Regions from separate parts of the Homo sapiens genome. Here region 2 is linked to region 1. A link is a contact called in ENCODE Hi-C or POLR2A ChIA-PET data. All regions are on one chromosome and are shown on one strand. Each heading gives the region's core, a stretch centred on a gene start or an enhancer-like site at or near the end of the contact. The rest is flanking DNA. Distances are from core to core; before and after follow the strand shown.

What was found. A loop is a pair of places that touch in the nucleus more often than their neighbours do. ChIA-PET counts read pairs that join two places held with the same protein, here RNA polymerase II (POLR2A). Pooled maps may share reads with other maps.
Region 2: a loop to region 1 is called in a map of CD8-positive, alpha-beta T cell, with 15 times the contacts of the local background. The contact joins the promoter of LINC02298 here to the promoter of BRF1 in region 1. A Hi-C loop is called at or near these places in 11 of 168 maps with a recorded cell type or tissue (B cell, CD4-positive, alpha-beta T cell, CD4-positive, alpha-beta memory T cell and 7 more), 19 of 37 single-sample maps with no recorded cell type and 22 of 50 pooled maps. POLR2A ChIA-PET finds 5 or more read pairs at or near these places in 11 of 52 experiments (A549, AG04449, HEK293 and 7 more).

What each region holds. Positions count from the first base shown.
Region 1 is chr14:105,298,845-105,303,010 of GRCh38, forward strand. BRF1 (BRF1 general transcription factor IIIB subunit) reads right to left here and starts at 2,157. Exons shown (of 18, transcript NM_001519.4): 1 at 1,602-2,157. The coding sequence starts at 1,785. It also overlaps the pseudogene LOC124903409 and a transcript of PACS2 not described here. RefSeq lists an enhancer at 899-978 and silencers at 1,829-2,238, 2,469-2,838.
Region 2 is chr14:105,092,897-105,097,062 of GRCh38, forward strand. It overlaps LINC02298 (long intergenic non-protein coding RNA 2298), which reads left to right and starts at 1,251. Exons shown (of 6, transcript NR_110546.1): 1 at 1,251-1,320; 2 at 2,431-2,546; 3 at 2,644-2,872. RefSeq lists silencers at 300-559, 870-919, 1,090-1,139 and an enhancer at 782-1,404.

The sequences.
Region 1 (4,166 bases), core at 907-3,406:
ATTCTGTCTCAAAAAAAAAAAAAAAGTTAAAACTTCTGCTTTGAGGCCGTGCGCAGTGGCTCACGCCTGTAATCCCAGCACTTTGGGAGGCCGAGGTAGGCGGATCACGAGGTCAGGAGATCGAGACCATCCTGGCTATCACAGTGAAACCCCGTCTCCACTAAAAAATACAAAAAAAATTAGCCGGGCATGGTAGTGGGCTCCTGTAGTCCCAGCTACTCGGGAGGCTGAGGCAGGAGAATGGCGTGAGCCTGGGAGGCAGAGCTTGCAGTGAGCCGAGATCGAGCCACTGCACTCCAGCCTGGGCAACAGAGCAAGACTCCATCTCAAAAGAAAAAAAACTTCTGCTTTGAAAATCACATATACAACAAAGGGCTTGTAACTACAATCCACAAAGAACTCCCAAAACTCAACAATAAGAAAACAACCCAAATAAAAAATGAGAGTCAGGGTGTGGTGGCTCACGCTGTAATCCCAGCAATTCGGGAGGCCAAGGCTGGAGTATCACTTGAGCCCAGGAGTTTGAGACCAGCCTGGGCAACATAGAGACCTTGTCTCTACTAAAAATAAAATAAAATAAATGATCACAGCATGGTGGCATGCACCTGTAGTCTCAGCTACTCAGGAGGTTGAGGCAGGAGAATTGCCTGAGCCTAGGAGTTCAAGGCTGCAGAGAGCCATGACTGGGCCATTGCACACCAGCCTGGGCCACAGAGTGAGATCCTGTCTCGAGATAAATAAAAAAATAAGACTTGAGCACACATTTCAACAAAGAGGATTCGGGCATGGCAAATAAGCACCCTAATAAGGTTGAACATCACTAGCCAGTAGAGAAATACAGAATACCACTATGATGAGATGCCACACACCTGTTAGAACAACCGAAATAAAAACATCGACAACACCAAGTGCTGGTGAAGATGTGGGGCAACTGGTGAGAATGCATAATGGCACAGCCACATCACAAAACAGTTCATGACAGTTTCCCATAGAGTTACACATACAGCTAAGTTCCCCAGAGAAATGAAAACGTATGTTCACACAGAGAGCTGCAAATGAATCCTTTTAGCAGCTCTATTCACAACCACCTGAAACTGGCCACAGTCCAGCTCCTTCCACAGGCTGGGGTCCATCCCCAGCCCGCAATACTGCCCATCACTGAAACGTCCCCTCCGAGGCCTGCAGCAGCCTGAGTGGCCCTAGGGCATCCGCCCGGTAACCACCAAGGCCAAGGGCAGCAGCAATCGGATTCTAAGTACCAGACATTGCTGAAAACAAAACTGCAGGCACAGAGAGTGACAGTGAGGGGCAGCTTGAGGGGCCTTCTGGGCTCCCCAGGCTCTCTTCAACCCTCCCTGTGCTGGCTGCCCTGGCCCACGCGTGTGTCGAGGAAGTCCACGCACGCCACGGGGGTCCACAGGCGCGCGAAGAAGGTCTACATTCTCGCCAAGGGGATCCACACTCGCGCCCAGACGGCGCAGAACCGCGCGCCCCGACAGAGCGTGCGGTACCGAGGCGCTGGTCCCGGCCGCGCCGTCACCGCCTCCAGCCCGCCTAAGCCGCACCGAGAAATCCGCGCAGCGCCAGCCCGCGGGACTCACCGTCCAGGGACACGAACTGGCCCACGGCCGAGGAGCCGCCGCCGCTGCTCTCCACGAACTGCACCTCGGACACGATGATGTTGTCCTCCAGCACTGAGCCGCAGGCGGTGCACACCGCGTCCCCGCGCGCCGCGTCCAGCTCGATGTCCGTGCCGCCGCAACCGCGGCACACGCGGCCCGTCATGCCGGCGACCGCGCGGGCAGCGCCCGGAGCCTCCCAAGACTCTCAAGCCACCCGAGCCTCCGGAGCAGCCCGCGCCGCCCGCCCAGGCCCAGCCGCCCAGGCCTCGCCGCTCTCGCGAGGCCCCGCTCCAGCCGATTCGCAGCCGCAGATTCGCCGCGCGCGCCCGGGCCGCGCCGCCCGCAACGGCCGCGCCCGCGGGATGGGACAGGCACCGGGACCACGGCGGGGACGCGAGGACTGGAGCCGCGACCTCCCCACTGCGAGCGAGCTGGCCTCCCTTGCGGCGCGCCGGCGTCGGAGGGGCGACCTGCGGGGGCTGGGCTTCGGCGGAACCCGAGCGGGGCCTACCGGTGAGCGCAGCCGAGGACTGGCGCTTGGGGGCGGGGCCACGGCGGTGAGCGCAGCCCGGGACTGGAGTTTGGGGCGGGGCCTCGTCGGTGGGCGACACCGGGGACTAGAGCTAAGGGTGGGGCCTCGCGGTGAGTGCAGCCGGGGACGGGACCCAAGGCTGGCGACGGGACCCAAGGCTGGCGACGCGACCTAAGGCAGTGGGCGGGCCCTTGGCGATGAACGCAGTCGGGGACTAAAGCTGGACGCGGGGCAGAGGAGGGTCCTCCTCGGATAGTGAGCGCGGTCTCCAGCGGCGAGCGAGGCCTGGGGTGAGGACTCAGCCGGATGCGGGGCTGAGGGTGGGGGGCGGGGCCTCCCGTGGAGAGACGGCCTGCGAAGGGAACTGGAGCTGTGGGCGGGGGAAGGGGGCGGAGCCTGGGTCTGGACCCGAACTGTGGGCGGGGCTTGAGGCGAGGGGGCCGAGCGTGGTGGGCGGGGCCTTGGCTCCTGAGGGCGACCTGGGACCCAACCCCGGGCTCTGGGAGTGGTGGGCGGGGCCAGGGCAGCTGCGCTGGGGGGCCTGGCCGCAGAGGTGGAGACACCCGCCAGGGGCCACCCTGCCCCGCCCTCCGCATTTGCGGCGTCCGCCGCTCCGCTCGCCCAGGTTCCAGAGCCTCCCCGTGCGCCCCGCTATTCTCCGTTTTCTGTTCCCCTAAAATTCCCACTTTCTAGCAGTCATTCGTGGCCACCTGTGGTTACCCGTGAGTCACCTCGCTGTGCCCCCTGCCCAGAGCGGGAACCCTGGCTGCGCACGCCCTCAAATATCTGCAGGTGCTGTTCACAATCGCCATAGGGCCGGTGACATACCCAGGAATGAGCCTAAAAAGAAATGCGTAACCAGGCGTAGTGGCTCACGCTTGTAATCCCAGCACTTTGGGAGGCCAAGGCAGGCGGATCACGTAAGGTGAGGAGTTCGAGACCAGCCTGGCCAACATGGCGAAACCCCGTCTCCACTAAAAATACAAAAAAATTAGCCAGGCTTGGTGGTGGGCGCCTGTAATCCCAGCTACTCGCGAGTCTGAGACAGGAGAACCACTTGAACCTGAGAGGTGGAGGTTGCAGTGAGCTGAGATCCCGCCATTGCACTCCAGCCTGGGTGACGGGTGACAAGAGTGAAACTCTGTCTCAAAAAAAAAAAAGAGAAAAAAGGAAATGCGGAAGACCCCACCCTCTTTTTTTTCTTTCTTTTTTTTTTTTTTTTGAGACGGAGTCTCTGCTCTGTTGCCCAGGCTGGAGTGCAGTGGTGAGATATCGGCTCACTGCAACCTCTGCCTCCTGGGTTTAAGCGATTCTCCTCTCTCAGCCTCCCGAGTAGCTGGGATTACAGGTATGCACCACCACACCTGGCTAATTTTGTATTTTTAGTAGAGACGGGGTTTCTCCATGTTGGTCAGGCCAGTCTTGAACTCCCGACCTCAGGTGATCCGCCCACTTCAGCCTCCCAAAGTGCTGGGATTACAGGCATGAGCCACCGTGCATGGCCCTATTTCATTAATTTCTGCTCTCATTTTTGTTAGATCCTTCTTTCCACTTAATTTGGTTCAATGTGTTCCCTTTTTCTAGTTTCTTCATTTTTTAAAAATTGAGATAGTGTCTCATTCTGTCACCCAAGGTGGAGTGCAGTAGCATAATCAAGCCTCACTGCAGACTCTACCTCCTGGGCTCAGGTGATCCTCCCACCTCAGCCTCCCGAGTAGCTGGAACTACAGGCATGTGCCACCACACCCAGATAATATTTTTTGTAGAGATGGGTTTTTGCCTCATTTGCCCAGGCTGGTCTGGAACTCCTGGGCTCAAGTGAGCCACCCGCCTTGTCTTCCCAAAGTGCTGGGATTACAGGCATGAGCCACTGCTCCCCGCCCTGTCCTCCCAAAGTGCTGGGATTACAGGCATGAGCCACTGCTCCCCGCCCTTTCTCTAGTTCTTTTTTTTTTTTGAGATAGAGAACACCCAGGCTGGAGTTCAGTGGTGCCATCTCAGCTCACTGCAAC
Region 2 (4,166 bases), core at 1-2,500, 210 kb before region 1:
ACCCTCCTTCCTGGTGGGTCCTTACTCCCAACCCTGGCCTGGCCATGGGATTGCCAGGGTCTGGTGGGGGGGGGGTCCCTTTCCAATGGGGCGCCTTCCTATGCAGACAGAGGAGAGGGGAGTGGTCAGGCTGGGTCCTCAAGGTGCCCAGACAGGGGTGCGAGGAGGCAAGTGCTCACCGGAGCAGCCAGGAACGCTCCCTGGAGGAGGGGGCCCGGAAGCTCCCTGGCTGCAAGAGTGGATTCCTGAGCAAAAGCTCCGCGGGTGGAGAAAGAGAGTATGGCGGGGGCCACGGGGGTCCGAGTCCCGACACGCGGCTGCGCACTCGCTCCCCTGCACCGCGGGCGGGGCTGGGGCCGGAAACGCGCGCGGCGGCCTCGGATTCCTGCGCGGTGGGACAAGCCCGCGCCTGCGCGCCGCCCGGACAGGGCACGTCGCCCGCGAGGGGGGTGGCGGGCCCAGGAGGAGGGGACCCCGACAGCCCCTCACCGCCTGCCGGGGCGGGCCGCCACGCTGGACGGGGGCAGCGCGGGGCGGGGTCGGGGGGCGGCAGAAGGCGCCTTTGTGCGTCGCGTCCCCGAGCGTGTCGCGGCGGGCCCGGCACCGGCCCCGCTCCAGCGCCCGCCCCCGGCCCGCGCCCCGGGCCCCGCGCGCATACCTGGCGAGGCCACGAGGGGATTCTGCGGGCCGAGCCCCGCCTGGGCTGCGCCGCCGCAGGCGGGAGAGGCTGAGGATTCTTTTGGGAAGCCCCTCCGCCGGCTGTAACCCCAGGGCCGTGCCACCCTCCTGATCACCGCAAGCATGGACCCCCCAGCACGCTGCGGGTGGGACAGGCAGGGCCCCTGTGGGGTGGCTTGACTGGCCTGGAGTTGGGGACGAAGTCCCCGGGCTTGGTCCCCCGAGGGCTTGGTTGGGCGTCCCGGGGTAGGTGGCTGCCGCGGCGATGTGGGCGGCTTGCGTGTGGCCGATCGGGGTCGCTGCTGAGCCCCGGAGAGCGGAGGGTCCAGGCTAGGCTGGGGGAGCGAGAGGCGAGGGCGGAGCCGCGGAGGTGTGGGCGGCTTTCGTGGTCCGAGAGGCCCCAGGTTCCCGGCAGGGCGGGGAAGGCTGGGGCGGGGCCAGAGCCGGAGCCGCGAAGCCGCGATGGAGAGGGCCTGGAGGGTGCGCCAGGAGCCGGCGTCAGGGCCTGCCTCCATCTCCTCCAACCCCCACCCCATTTATTCCTGTAACAAATCCCTACCGGGAGCTGGCACAGCAGCTGTGCGCTGGGGACACACGAGATGCTCACCCTCCCTGCCCTCCAGGAGCTTGGACTCAGCTGAGGTCTGCAGGGGCCAGCAGGAGCAGGGCCGAGGGCCCTGGTGGGAAGGTCGTGGCCCACTAGGGAAGGCTGGGCCCGGGGGGTCAGGTGGAGGGCAGGCTGAGCTGCGAGCTGTGTCTTCAGCCTACAGCAAGGCCACCACTCCCAGCGCCTGGCCTCCTCGCTCCCGAAAGCTCAGCTCAGCCTACATGTGCCGACCCCTCTGTCCCCCAGGCCCAGGTTGGGCACTGGTCAGGACGGTGCTCCCAGAGGGACCCAGTAACAGGAGGAGCTAGGGTGAGAGCATGAGGGTGGGGGGAGCGGCAGAGAGGAGGGAGAGGCAGGAGGTGCTCAGGGCAGGAGTGTCTGGAGTGAGGAGGGAGAGGCAGGAGGTGCTCAGGGCAGGAGTGTCTCGAGTGGGTCTGGACAGGAACAGGAAGGGCATTCCAGGCAGAGGGGCCCAAAGAAGCAAAGGTGCACCAGGGAGAAATGCCCGCTGTGCTCCACCACAGTGGAGGTGCAAACCTCAGCATGGAAGATGAGGCTGGAGGGAGGGGCCTGGGCTGGAACATGGCCAGGATGGCAGTGGGGAGCCATTGGAGATGTTTGAGCCGGGGAGTGACAGGGTCAGATTCGAGTTTTGGAAAGATAACATCTTGAGCCATTAAACAGATTTCTAGGATTTCAGGTTTATTTATTTATTTATTTAGAGACTCACTTCACTCTGTTACCCAGGCTGTAGTGCAGTGGTGCGATCTCTGCTCACTGCAATCACTCAAGGCCAAGTGATTCTCATGCCTCAGCCTCCTGAGTAGCTGGGACTACAGGCGTGCACCACCATGCCCAGCTAATTTTTGTATTTTTAGTAGAGGCGGGGTTTCGCCATGTTGGCCAGGCTGGTCTCGAATTCCTGGCTGGGATTACAGGCGTGAGCCACCACGCCCTGCTGGATTTTGGATTCTTGATACGTATCATCAACCACTCTCCAGAGTTTGGCCAGCTTCACGCTCCATCAGTGGTCTCACCATAGACCTTCTAATCTTGATTGTGTTGGCTGGTGTCTATTTTCTAATGGTGTTTGGTTTTGGAACCTGCATTTCTTTGAAAAAGAGTGAGCATGTGCATTTTCCCAGATGCCTGGTATCCAACTGCACTTCTCCATGTGTGCATTGTCCCCTGAGCTGGCAAGAAGATCCTACTAGTTGGTCTGCATGCCATGCCAGCTCGGCCTTGCACCCTGGGGGCCCAGGTAACTAGCTCTCACCAACAGAAAGAGATGTGATGGACATCACCTGAGGCCAGACCCTAAGACCTCTGTGTGCCCCCTCCGTGTCTCCTGTCTGCAGCTGTTGTCCACACCAAGGGTGGCCTACAGAGGGAAGTGAGGACCTTGGGACTTCCTCCAGGACAGCCCTCGCTGTCCAAATCTCCACCTGCTGCAGAGCTGCCTCCAGTCAAGCCCTTGTTTCCAGCTTTCTGTGCCCTAAATAAACTTCTGCTGGGATTGAGCCATCAGCATTCTGTGGTGGGCGTCGCTGCTGCGAGGTTGCCCTCGTGCACACAAGCTCCTCACAGGTAAAGGTGATCTGCCTGTGGACATACTTGTTACAGAAGTTTCCCACCTGCTGTGCGCATCTTGCCTGTGTGCAGTCACCATTCTTTATGCAGTTGGTGCCTCCATCTGCTCCTGTGTGGTTTCTTCTTTTGGTTCCTTTATTATCTCTCTTTTGGTGCTGTTTCCCAGGGACTTAACTGCTGGAAGTTTGATAAATCCTCAACTCTCAAATTCACCCTTTTCTATAGATTTAAACAGACATTGAATGTTTCACCTAGCATTGGGGCAGAAGGAAGGTGCAGGCTCGGCCCTTGGCCCTTCTCGGCCAAATTGATCTCGCGCCCTTGAGAAGCTCCAGAATGAGTCTGAGAAGCCTCACCGGGGCTGATACATCCCTCCAAGGTGGGGGTCGGGAGACTCCCTGGCCAGGGGAGGCCTCCCCTGGGCCAGCTCCAGGCTTTGCCAGGCCCCCTTGGAGCCTGCACCAGCCGTGCCCACCAGGCACAGGCCAGCACGCACGGAGGCTGGCAGGTCTGTGAGCCCAGGATTAGGGGCCCACAGAGGCAGACCCAGGGGTCCTGGAGGTCACAGACAAGGCCGTCAGCTTCTCTCAGCCCGTGCAGCCTGGCCCTGGCCCACCAGGCCAACCTTGTGTGGGTGTGTACACCACCCCCATCCCAGGGGCCACACCCCACCTGGCTCCCGTCCCATGGCTGCCCCAGGGAGGTCTTCCTCTCTTCTCTGCCCACAATTCACCCTCTCCCTGAGCCCTCTTCTCTCACCTGGGATCTGATCTTTCCTCCTGGACACTCATGATGCCCACAGCTTGGTCACCAGCTCTGTGCTAGAGATCCTGACAATCCCTAAGCCCCTTCCCCAGCCTCGGTCTCCCCATCCCGGGAGCAGGGCGGTGATGCCACCCTGTACATGCCTCTGTCCCCAGCCCCGGCTCTTCTCCAAAGTGCGACGCGGGTCTCCAGTGGCCTGGGACCTCCATCTCTCAGAGGCACCCCTCCCCTGGCAGTTCAGGCTCAGGAGCCACCTCTTTCCCTCCGTCTCTGATCAATTCAACCTCCTAAACGTCTATCCACTCTGAGCCCTGTCCCATTCCTGGCTCCCCAACTCACCTTGTCTCCATCCTGGCTGCCAAGAGAGCATCTCAAACACACATCTGACTTGCCCCCTCCTCTGCTCTGAAGCACACACACCATTGCTCCCCAGTACCTGCAAGATCAAACCCAAGCTGTTGTTGTGGCCACAACCTCAATAGAGCCCACACCCCGTCAGGCTATGTCTGGCTATTTACAGGTCCGC